Linked DNA regions of Homo sapiens: region 2 is linked to region 1. The links are chromatin contacts, found by Hi-C in ENCODE. All regions are on one chromosome and are shown on one strand. The core of a region is the stretch at or near the end of the contact, and the rest is flanking DNA. Distances in the headings are between cores, read along the strand shown. Region 1 has its middle 130 kb from the start of LINC02817. Region 2 overlaps LOC101929750 (a long non-coding RNA gene).

The links. A loop is a pair of places that touch in the nucleus more often than their neighbours do. Pooled maps may share reads with other maps.
Region 2: a loop to region 1 is called in a map of GM12878, with 4 times the contacts of the local background. The contact joins two enhancer-like sites. A Hi-C loop is called at or near these places in 1 of 168 maps with a recorded cell type or tissue (GM12878), 1 of 37 single-sample maps with no recorded cell type and 11 of 50 pooled maps.

Annotation. Positions count from the first base shown.
Region 1 is chr1:221,200,298-221,206,470 of GRCh38, forward strand. No RefSeq gene overlaps it. Among named protein-coding and RNA genes, the nearest start is that of LINC02817, 130 kb to the right of the region's middle. Within about 2 kb of position 3,339, at least 10 of the 41 ENCODE cell types and tissues checked have a DNase peak (open chromatin) inside an H3K27ac peak, as active enhancers do.
Region 2 is chr1:221,066,842-221,073,014 of GRCh38, forward strand. It overlaps LOC101929750 (a long non-coding RNA gene), which reads left to right. Exons shown (of 7, transcript XR_001738479.2): 3 at 118-261. Among named protein-coding and RNA genes, the nearest start is that of HLX-AS1, 190 kb to the left of the region's middle. RefSeq lists a silencer at 2,303-2,352. Within about 2 kb of position 2,435, at least 4 of the 41 ENCODE cell types and tissues checked have a DNase peak (open chromatin) inside an H3K27ac peak, as active enhancers do.

The DNA of each region.
Region 1 (6,173 bases), core at 2,089-4,588:
AGGATTAGTCTATTTGCACTGTTTCAGGTGGTAGCCAGGGTAGTAAAAGCTCATTACCTCTTATATGAAAACTTTGGGCTAGCATTTCAGAATTCAGAATTTTGGGATCTCAGCAAGCTAATATGGCAAATATATGGTATATTGTATTAAAATCCCCAGTGGGGTTTGATGCATCAACCTGTAGTCAAACACATAGACATTTCTGTAGCAGAATCAATGGATGCTCCCATTAGGTTTTTCAAATAAAGACTATAAATAGCTTCACATCAGTTCAGATCAGGTGTCACTACCAAATGAATTCAGACCATGTTAAGTATTGTCAACCAAATGAGTAATAAAGAAACTTGTGGGTTTGGAAAGTGGATAAGAGGCTGTGGCCTATACTCATTGGCTAATTCAGGCAATTCTGCTTTGTTCCACACTGTGTATAGTTTTACCTGCCTGTAGCCTAGCCCCTCCCCTTAACCTTCCCATTAGGAGATTTCTGGAGGGAACAAGCAAAAAACACACACTTTTTTTTTTTTTTTTCACCTGCACACCATTCAGCAGCATTTTCATCACCTTCCCACCAGACAAGGAAACGGGCTTCAGATCCTGTGGGAGTTTGAACTGGGAGTAAAATTATATAGGATATGCTTGCCTAGCAGAGTAGAAGAGAGTACAAGGCAAACACCATATGAGTTTGCAGTTTTACCAGTAAGATAATGATTCAGTTATGGAGGATAGCTCCTATGGTTTTGTATAACATTAATTTGGGTTTTCAGGGATGACAAAACTTATTTAGAAGCTGACTCAGGGGATAAATTTTGATTTAGCAAACAGTCTCAGAGAACGGTGTTTCAAAGACAACCACCTTGTCCAGGAGTCTGCCTTTGAAAAAACTGAGAAACAACCAGTTTTGATGGATTCTTTCATTCTCTATAGGCCTTCACTAGATCCCCATCCCATCCTAGGATTCTCTACCATTCTAGAACAAAATTCCCACTCACTAGTTGACATGGACTCAGAAAGAAAGCTAAGCAATAGTGTATTTACTCTCCAAATATGACCATTGATTATCTAACATACGTTTTCACCAAAGTACTTTTATTGTAGAGGATGTCAGAGGTATTAAAGAAGCCACACCCCTAGTGACAAATACCTTTACTGCCTCCTGTTTTACCTTACACATTTGTGAGAATTTAAAAATCTATACAATAAATTATTCTTTTTAACACAAACATAAATTTTCCTCAAACATTTTTAAGAATAATTAATACACCAGGAAGATAATTTATGCTTATCTGGGGCCTTGCATATTCACTATCAGCATGGCCAGGATCCAGGAGGTCACATGTACCTGTCTGAGAAACATGAAATTGATGTGTTGTCCTCTGAGCTATCCCTGAAAGAGTAGACTTCAGGTACTATATTGACGACTGTCTACCTCATCTTACAACCCCCAACTGGATCAAGTAACCACAGATCTTGGTTATAGAAGACAAGGGTTTAACAGGACACTAATAGCAATTATGTCATGTTCTAAACCTTTTGTTTTTATTTGCTTGGAAGCTGAGGCCCAGGAAAGTTGAAGGACTTCCTCAAGGTCACAGAATCAGGACTAGTTTCTAGACCTCCTAACTCCAATCCCATTTGAACTTAGGGGGTAGTATATGACTGGTGTCTGACTGATACCAGTCAGAAAACAGATGGGTTGTGTGGATGAATCAGCTACACTTCTATCCTTTTCACATAACCCAGACAGTTCAAAGGAGTTGGAGATGCATTTGCTGTATTTTGCTTTTTGCAAAGGATAAGTGTCTCTTCCCAACTTTTATGATTTGAATAATGATTTAACAATGAAGATCCTGGAAACACAAACTCTATGGGAGGTTGGTAAACTTTTATTTATAAGATATGCTTATAAATAAAGGATATCTTTATTTTCAGTGCTGGGCTGCTCAGGATTAGACTAGAGTGAAGAAAACTGGATTGTATTTAGATTTTTCTGATATATTTGAAAGCTGAAAAGAAAGTATAGGAAATAAATACTTTTTTTTCATTTAAGATTTTAAAAGGAATTTAAGTGCTTGTTAAAAAAAAAGTTGCCTCTTGACTGTCGGTAATCTTTTCGGCAGACATAGAAAGGGAAACCTTTATACCTTTGTATTTTTAGTTCCTAACAAAGGACAACTGTGCATGAATGGGGAGAACATTAACCCCCACTTGCCCTCAAATGTAACCTGTGATCACATTGTGCCAACTACACCAGTGAGCACCAACAAATATAGTTATTAATTGAGGTTTCTCAAACATCTGGACTTTTGGCACCCAGAACCAAAATAGCTGGACATTTGTTTGAATTCTCTACTTGTTTTCCAAGCTTGACATTGAGTCAGAATAATAGCAGTTATAGACTACTTCCTATATGCCAGAGTCAGGCTAAATGTTTTACCTGTATTAGCTTGTTTAACCTTCACAACCATCAAATGAGTCCTAAAGTATGAATGATTCCTTTTAGAGATGAGGGTACTGAGGCTCAGAGAAGGAAGCACAGAGCTGATATGAGAACACTGTCTGTCTGATTATAAACCCTGAACTGAGAGTGTTTCATTTTGGCAAAATGACTACAGAGGGCAACAAATGATATAAATCCAATTTGTAGCTACCCTACTAAAAGAAAGAGTGACTGTACAATATCTGAGTTAATAACATTACTCAGTAGTATCACCATTGTTAGCAAATTTGATAATTTGGGGAAAATTTTTCCTTCTCTTGAATTACTCTGATGCATTCAAATTCACCTGATAATTGTGTATTACATGTATTACCCTTTGAGTATTAAAACAACTGAAAATACCTGCATCTTTGTCAGATTAAATAATTTAGAAAATGAAAAAATACACAAAAACAAATTAAATAAACATAAGACTCAATCCCTGGGTTAAAGATGAATATTGCAGTTTTCTTTACTAGTTAGTGGCTAGAGTTTTAACTAGGTAACCTTGAGCAAGTTACTTAATCTCTTAAGCCTCAGTTTTCTCATCTTTAAAACACAAATGATAACAAAACCTACTTTAGCCTACTTTGCTAAAGGATGGAATAAAAAAATGCATGTAAAGTGCTTAACACAGTGCCTGGCTTATAGCATGGTTTCAAAACATAGTTAATTATCTGTCATAACTTAAGCTGGTACCATGGGAGAACTGGAATTCAGAAGTACACCTGAGGTCTACTCCCACCAATGGGGTGGGGGGCTGGGGTGGGTCACTGGAGAGCAGAGAAACCTCATGCAACTTTCACCCTTTCTCCTTGTTTCTGGATCTTCAGTCGCAGAAGTAAGCCAGCTTCACTTCCTCTGTTACTACTGCCCCCTGCTGGCTGGGGAGGGAAAGATGCGATGGCAGAGCTGAAATTGTTTGCTTTCCTTTCTCTGCTTCTCACACTTCTCTGTGCCAGGTCTTCAGGTTTCTTTAAATATTAAAGCTGACTAACCCTAGCCTCCTGTAAAAGGATGTGAGAGCATGAATATGATCACTCTCTCTTTAGTACTGTAAAATTTTATGGTTATGTAGAAATTCAATGTTAAAAAAACCCCAACAACTCTATGATGAAATTTCTCTGGATAAATAATTAGTTATGCCCAGAGACACATTGTGGGGGCAGTGCATTTTTTGACCTTTCAACATAGACAGATGGTTTACGCATCTTCAGCATTCAGAGTTTTCTGAGGAGCATTATATAATCTCAGTGTGGTCACCAAATGAAATAAGAAATTCCTCATTTGGCAGATGGAGCTTGCGTATCGAGTTCATAAACTTTAATACTTCTCCCAAGTCCAAAATCAGAGACAACCTGCTCCCAAGTCAGTTTCCCATTTGCACTTAATTAGGGAGTGTGTTTTGGAGGTCAGTGAAAACCAGTGGAGTATGTTTTCATAATAACTTCCCTCACAATAAAATTATTTGGGAGGCAGCTATCCAACTTTTTCTGGAATGAGGGCAAGAAAAATGGGGACACAAAGTGAAGTTATTGGATACCTTATCTGGAACTGCCCAAAATGTTGACTGAGATCCAAAGAACACACAGTACCTTCTGGATCAGGGAAAAGGAGCCAAATGTTTTTATAGTCCCAACAATTTTCTTAACTACAATTTTGCTTCATTTCTAACAACGAAGTGAAGTACTTTTAAGGATTCCAAATACTAGAGAACAAAAGCCTTCTCAGAGTTGTAATCATGTCATACAGAAATAGAGACAGTAAGTATCCTGGTTAAGGAAAATGTGAATATGTGGATGAACAAAAGTGACTGGTAGTTAGGACAGGTAGCCAGACTGTCACTTACTGGCTGGATGCTTTTGTGTATTTGGGTTTAACAAAGATAACATGGTGAGTCCCAAACATGTTGCACCTCACTTTATAAAGTGTGATATCACTGTAGCTGTAGGAAAGTGTATTGTGCTTGTATTAGCCTTTTTCTAAAATGTCCTAGAATAATTCTAAGTCACAAATCAAATTAGAGAGAGTAAACTTCCTTAATAGATTAAGAAATCAAATTCTGATAGACTAGTACTTCTTTGTAGTTTTTTAAATAATATTTTTGCTATTTTTTCTGAGACAGAATTTTGCTCTTGTCACCCAGGCTGGAGTGCAATGGTGCAATCTCGGCTCACTGAAACCTCTGCCTCCCGGGGGTCAAGCTATTCTCCTACCTCAGCTTCCCGAATAGCTGGGACTACAGGCATGTGCCACCACGCCCAGCTAATTTTCTTTTCCTTTCTTTTTTTTTTTTTTTTGTATTTTTAGTAGAGATGAGGCTTCTCCATGTTGGCCAGGCTGGTCTCAAACTCCTGACCTCAGGTGATCCACCCACCTCGGCCTCCCACAGTATTGGGATTACAGGCGTGAGCCACTGCACCTGGACTATTTTTGCTATTTCTAAATTGCATTTGGCTTTTATAACTCCCATCAATCTAGAAGGACATGGCAAGATCCATAAATTTCTGAATTGTGGTTGGTGAACTTTTATCTCAATATGAAGCTGATGGCTGCAATATGTTGAAAGGATTTTCAACCTCATATACAGAATATGGTTAACTGTTTCCTCTTTCTCTTACTCGTACACACACACACACACACACACACACACAATGACTTGAGGTAAGATTTGTTATAATTATACTGTGTATGTTCAGTGAGAAATTGTTCTGAGATGAAGTCCTGAGGCTTCTCAACCAAATTTCTCTCAAAGGCAGTTCATATGTCAAGTTGTTACATTCACCAAATGACTGAAGTGTAACCATAACAAGGGAGCATGACCCATGCATCAGAATGAATACACTATTTCTCTTTAGTCTCTTAATTTAATAGTGATGATAACAAGGAATTTGTTATACTTCGTTTCCAATATTTGGCAGATCATTTGGATTATGGCCTTTATAAGTTACCTGTACGTAAATCACCCTAAATTCAGTTCAGCTGGTATTTTTCAGTGGCAACAGAAGTAACTTCATTTTATATATTAATTGTATGAGGTTTTGATATTTCAGGCTGCTATTTTAGGTCATGTACTGTGTGGTAGGCAGCTGCTAAGATGTCCCCCACTTATCCCTGTCTCCTGGTATTGACGCTGTTCTCTTCAGTATCACTGAACTTACATCTAATGAATAGAACATGATAGAAAACGATGGGATGTTCTTAACAAGGTTAGGTTAGAAAAAGACTGTGGCTTCTGTCTTGGATGCCCTCTCTGGATCTCTCTCTCTGGGAGCCTTCAGGCTTTGGGAAGTATGCTGCCATATTGTATATGGCCCTATGGGGAGATGCCCAGATGACAAAAACCAACCAACCAAACAAAACCCACAAAACCTAAAAATAAAAAATAAACCCTTATAAACCTGGTCAACAGCCAGTGAGTACCTGAAGCTTGCCAAGAGTCGCATGAGCAGTCTTGGAAGCAGATCCTCCCCTAGTCAGGCTTTGAGATGACTGCAGCCCCAGCTCATACCATCATTGCAGCTTTGCAAGAGACCTGGAACCAGAATGCACTCAGCTAAGCCATGCCCAGATTCTTGACTCATAGAAATTGTGAGATTGTAAATGTTTGTTATTCTGAACAGCTAAGTTTTGGGCATATTTGTTACATAGCAATTGATAACTTACAAACCTCTCTAAGTCTATGGATGGCTAAATA
Region 2 (6,173 bases), core at 1,185-3,684, 130 kb before region 1:
TTATATGGAAATGACTTCCTTTCTTCTCTCTCCACTCCTCATCCTAAACTGAGCTGCCCGTCTACTTCTCACTGTAACAATCTTTGATGTCAGCTTATTTGTGGACCTCGCACACAGGAATGGGACAAGTCACCAGCTCAGAAGTCTCAGGACCAGCGACATCAAGAGCAGGAAGTGGCCAGTGCCTCAACTTCACTCCCCTCTCCCTCCTGGAACAGGCCCTCCATCACCGTAGATAATTCATGTCACTGAATGGAACATGTAAGCCATCTCACTTCTTTTTGTCTTCACAAATGCTTTAAACACAGGCTTGGAAAATCTGTGGGCTTCTCACACGTTCTCAGATATATTCCTTTGCACCTAACTGGAGTGAAATGATATGGTGCTCAGTGGAAGGAATCTGGTTGTGCCAGCAGAGGTTGGGGCTATGGAACCATGTAACTGGAAGCAAGCAGTGAAAGAAACCTGGAAACTCCTGTCACCCTGTGCCTCAGTGCAGGCTGGCTCAGCAGCATCAACTTAATGTTCTGTGTGGGATGCTAGCACATTTGTGTTTGGAGCCTGGTAATTAGATTGTGAGCAGGAGGCAAAATCCCAGCAATCTGGTGGCATGGACAAATCTTGGTGTCAGAAGGCATGGTGTGTTGAGGCTTAACAATCTCAGCTCTATTTTTGTCTATCACCCCTTTGATACATGTCAAAAAAAATCCCACCCACTAGTTCTCTTTCTCCTCTCCCCATCAAGATCAAGCACCATAGACAAATTAAATAATAACAATAATAGAACAGGAAAATAATACACCGATGATCAGACATCAAAATGAAATGCAGACCCTTAGAACAACTTTGCTTCGTGTACTTTTAATACATTTTATATGCCACACGGCAATTTACTGAGAGGTGGATTTTAACATACCACATATGCTATTGGCAAGATAAGAATTACTGAGTTGAATGTTGGTTCACTAAATATGCTGAAACCCTTTTACAGTGTAGACTCTGAGGAACAGCTAACACTCTCTTTATGGGCACATTGAAATGAATTGTGCTTTTACTGTATGTCATTGTTATGTTTCAGGGGACATGATTTCACCAGTAGCTTTGCCAAATTTTTGCAATAACATGATTCCACTGTATTTCTATTTTAGTACCACGATCTCATGCCTTGAAGTTTATTTGAAAAAAGAAAACAACATAAAAAAGAGTGAAGTTCAGCCAAATCCAGGTTATTCAGGATTTAAGTTATAATCCAGCATGAAGATTATCCTAAACTTTTGCTTCTCTTCCTCACCTTTAGTATTTTTCATCTTAAGTGGATGTTCCTGCTCAGTAGCATATTTCCCAGAAAGAATCAATGGGATTTAATTAATTTCTTGTGTGAAATGCTGCAGAGATACTTTTTGAGGGAGGGAGAGAGAGAGAGAATGAGAATGTATGTAGAGAGAGAGAGAAGAGAGAAATGGTTGGAAGCTTTTGGTAATATTTTCTGATATGTATAAACTTAAATTACCTAGAATTCATGAGCACTTCTGCTTGCTATCCATGTAGAAGAGATCATTAAGAGATTGCTGTATTTTATCCATAATGTACTTTTCTAACCTAAATTATTAGGAATAGGAATACCCCATCTGCATGCTATGAATAACACCATGTGTGGAGAATCTGCACAGATCCTGAGATAATTGTAGGGATGAAGCTGTCTAAGGAGAAATCCCAGGCCTTAGGAGAGTGTGAACCTTGTGGAAAGATGAACAAAAGGGGAAGAGCCCTATTTTGAATCAAGGAAATCTTAACTCATGAGAATAAAATTAGTGTGAGGAGCCAAATCCTGAACAATCTTTAGTTTCCTTATTTTCTCTCTGATGACACTGTAACTGTCTAACTAAAAAGGAGAGAATCAAGTTAAGGAGCAAAGTATTTGGTCAACCCTTTAAACTATTTGTCGACATCATTTTATAGGTCAGCATACTTGTTTGAATTTTCCATTTGTCTTTAGAATATCTACCTGGAGAGAAGTCGATATTTAACTAGAAGAGATGGACGCTGTTGGGCTAATACAAAAAGTTAAAAATTCAACCCATGAAACATTGGTTTTTATTTCATTAGCAATTTTGGTTTCATTTTTTTTACCCAAATTAGGCTGAAAAATGAAATCAAAATTGCTGGTGAAATGAAGCCATTTTATACAAATAGCACTTTGCATCCTCAAAAAGAGAGATTCCACAGAATGTTCTTGTACAAACACCTGTAGTTTGGGTCCATGTGGAATCTCTCTTTTTCAGGACACAAAGTGGTATTTGTATAAGAACATTCTGATTCTGGATCCACTAGCTGCAAGAAGACCTGATTGAACCAGTGCCTCCCGCTGTGGGTGAAAATCAGCCTGGCCTCTCCTGGGACACAGAGGGGACCAAACTGTCAGTCACTAGAATGATTTGTTCTCACTTTCCAGCTGGCTGGTTTGGTGCTGTTGTTGATGCTGCCACAGTCATTGTAGTGTAGGGTAGGTAACAGACTAGCCTTCCAAGCACCTAGCTTTCCACCTCCTTGCTGAGACTTTGGCTTGGTCTCCTAGAAATGGCTCCTTTTAACCCAATAAACAGGGAAGTGGGTGGGGGGATAGCTGTTTAAAAAGAGCACATTTTAATGGAAAAATGAGGTATTTTCCATTGTGGTAATGTGTCTTTTTTTTTCAATCATAAAATTGCTCAAAAGAGGAAGCAAAAAGAGGAACATGTATTCATTTGTTTCAACTTGAATTTGTGAAATGAGTTCTTAAGAAAGCTAGCAGGCATCTATTTCGAAGAATTATGACTCCTTTTCGACATGTAAATATCGTATCATTTCCACAGTATAATTATCTCCCATGATGATCTAAATTTATATGACTGTAGATTCCAAACGCAGTTATTGTGGAGTTTCAACAAGACCACATATGAGAAAGAAAGAGAGAAAATATCTGCATGTGTCAGTGTTCAAATGACACCATCAGAGACTGTTGAGAGTAAGACAAGACCTCTCCTTTGTGACCAGTTAACTGATACTAGACAAGTATTGTTCTAGCAGGTAAAATGACTCGAAGATATCTTCAAACTTTATATTTTTTAATAACCCCCATAATACAGAATTACCTATGGATGTACATGTTGGAGTACATTCACGTGAAAGTATAGAATCAGACATTATTCAGGCAGACTTTCCCTGTTCCAAATACTCCTTAATTGAGGAACTACCTTGACTACTAATTTTAAATCACAATAGTTCCATGCAGAAGGGAGAGCTAAGTTTTGGGTTACAAAATTTTGAAAACCACCATATAGAACCCACCTAAAATATCCAACCACCAACTTGCCACTGGCGATGGCTGAGAAAGCAGAAGGGAGGCAGATGTGGTTGTTGCCCAGTTGGAAATGATGATACTAATAAGACTTTAAGTGAAGTAAGCAGAAGGAGTTTGGGGCATTTGTTATGCTCTCCTTGAAGCTCTGTTCTGAGTCCTCCCAGACCTGGCTGGAGATTGATTTTCCTTCTGTGCTAGATATCCTACGTGAAAATAACCATGGCAGTATTAATAATAGCACTGTAGCAGCTGTTTGGAAAGTGAGCACCTTCCATACCTTAACTTTCTATTTTGCCTGGTAGATTGCACTCTTTTCCTTTTCACTAGCAGATAGTTCTCTGAGTACGAATCTAAAGAGAGGAGAGCCAAGGCTATCTATATTGCCTATGGTAAGACAGCATAGTGAGACATTTCCTTAAAAATCTGGGAATGACTGCAAATGGCATTGGGAATACAATCATGAGTTGGTTGCCCCTGATGGTAGTTCTTCAGGTTCATGCATAGGAAGCTCCAAGGGAAGGTTGACTCATTAGATGCACCAAAGGTTGGCTTACTCTAAAAATGAACATGTCATGAGCATGCACACAGGGTTAATAACATATATTGAGCTTTTCCTATATGCTAGATTCTTTTTTACCTTCTTATTAAATCCAAACAACAACGTCCCAGTGAAGATGTTGTTATCAACAAGAATATAAGCAGAATGAGTAGCAATTTGGGTTCACTTGTATACAATAAACACTTGGCACATTTGCTTTTCAAATGATTTAATAAATGTTAACCTTATGGATGAAGAAACAGAGTTTTGCAGAGATTGAATACTCTGCCAAATTCCCCCAGCCAGATAACGCCAGAACAGGGAAACAGGCCTGACGCTATGGGGAGATTTTGTTCCCTGCCAGAGGTTCAGCATACCCAAATCCCCTCCCTTGTGTGGGCCCTGGTTGGAGTTGGACACAAGAAAAATTTGCATGAGATATGGAAGGTAGAAGTGAAGCAGCAGCTGTTATGCTCAGAGGATGGACATATGGATGCCAGGCACCATGACAGTGTCAACTTACACGTCATCACTTATCTGCTGGTTCACCTCGTTGGTGTGGGGCAATGGCTGGGTCCACAGCTTCTCTAGTTTTCAGCAGATCTCTTCCTTTCAGTTCTTTGAGTCCTGAGCCATGGCAGGAACCTTGTGCAGCTTCACGGCAAAGGACACCAGTCTCTTCTGCAAGTTATCTATATTGTTGAGGTTGGAGGCCATGAGATACAGATGTGGGTTTTAGTTTGTCTTGTCTCTCTGTTCATGTCCAGCTTGTCTTCCTGATTGCCAGCCTTCTTGACCTCTAGTGACTTCAAGGCTACTGCCAGATGCAAAGGCAACAGCCTCCCATAGGCTTCTTTATAAGTTCCCACAATGCTGTCGAGTCTAACCTCTTCAGTAAACCATTTATTTCATATCACTTGTGGTGGCTGTGCTTCCATGATCAAACTTTAGCTGTTATGGTTTGTCAGACTCCAAATTTCCAGGATACTGCACTCACTGGGAGACTATGAGGGTGAAGGCACGAGCAGGTTTCAGTGGGACTGGAATCCTCTGGCTTTAGGAAACTGAGTACTTCCTTAATCAGATGCTCAGAGAACAAAGCAAGGGGATATACATGAGCAAAACAGAAAATTGAGAAGTCATATCAATGTTTCATTTAGCTTATGAGATTACAGAGCTAGTAATTTCATGGCCAATTATATGTTTAAGATAGGCCAAAAATAAGTTGAAAAAATATTTCAGTGGCCGTTTGTGGACAATATAAAAATGACATTTTTCTGATTTCTCAATCAGTGCTTTTCAGTATCTTAGTCACAGCCTACATTTACATGCCAAACATCTGCATGGAAAGTGAAAATATGCTGTTATAACCTAGATGAAACATCTGGAAGATGATATTTTTCTACTTTTTATTCATTTGGTGTCACATAGATCTAGGCATCAACACATATCTCTTTTCCCTTAACTTTAAAAAAACATGATTTTATTTTTCAGTGCACTTTTTCTGGAAAACAATTTTGCAAGGTGCAAGGTATTCAGATGAAGTGCTGAAATCTTGGCTGTAGGAAAAGTTAAGCATAACCAACCAACACTTACTTCAACCCCAACTGCAACACTTCTGAGACTTACCCTTTGCCATTTAGCACGTTCCTTTTGCTGTCTGCTTGCACACTATGTACCCTGGGACTTTCCTGGTTTTCTCTGCCTTCTGCTTTTGGGGTAATATTGGTTTAACCAATATTAAACCAAGAAGTACAACATTAGAAAGACCCAATTTTCTTACATGAAAGCAAGAAGTTTATTCAACTCATTGCTTCACTTTATTTCTAGGGGCCTTTTCTAGGTCCAGAAAGAAGTTGTCCTTAGCCCTAGACTTTCTGTACCTCTACCCACCCTCCCTTCAGTATGTATGTACGTTGTCTGTCTTGAGTGAGATAATATGCCCATGCAGATACGCTCTTCTTTGTTTTCTAAGCATTAGGGTTGCTGATACACAACAATATTTTTTCTTGGTAGAAGTATGTTCCATGCAATATTTGGGATATATTTTATGCACAATTACTTGCTGTTTAGCTAAAATTCAAATTTAACTGGGCATCCTGTATTTTATTTGCTAAATCTGTCAACCATAGTGTAGATACTTCTCGCATCCCCAATCTCCCAAAGCTCCCATTTTCTAAATCCTGCACACTGACAAGACTTTCAACAGTAAGTTAACTTCTGGACAGCTTGCCAGACTCTCCTTGAGGAATGTGTTTGCCTTCTAGCATTTGGATGAATAATTTAGTTCTGCCA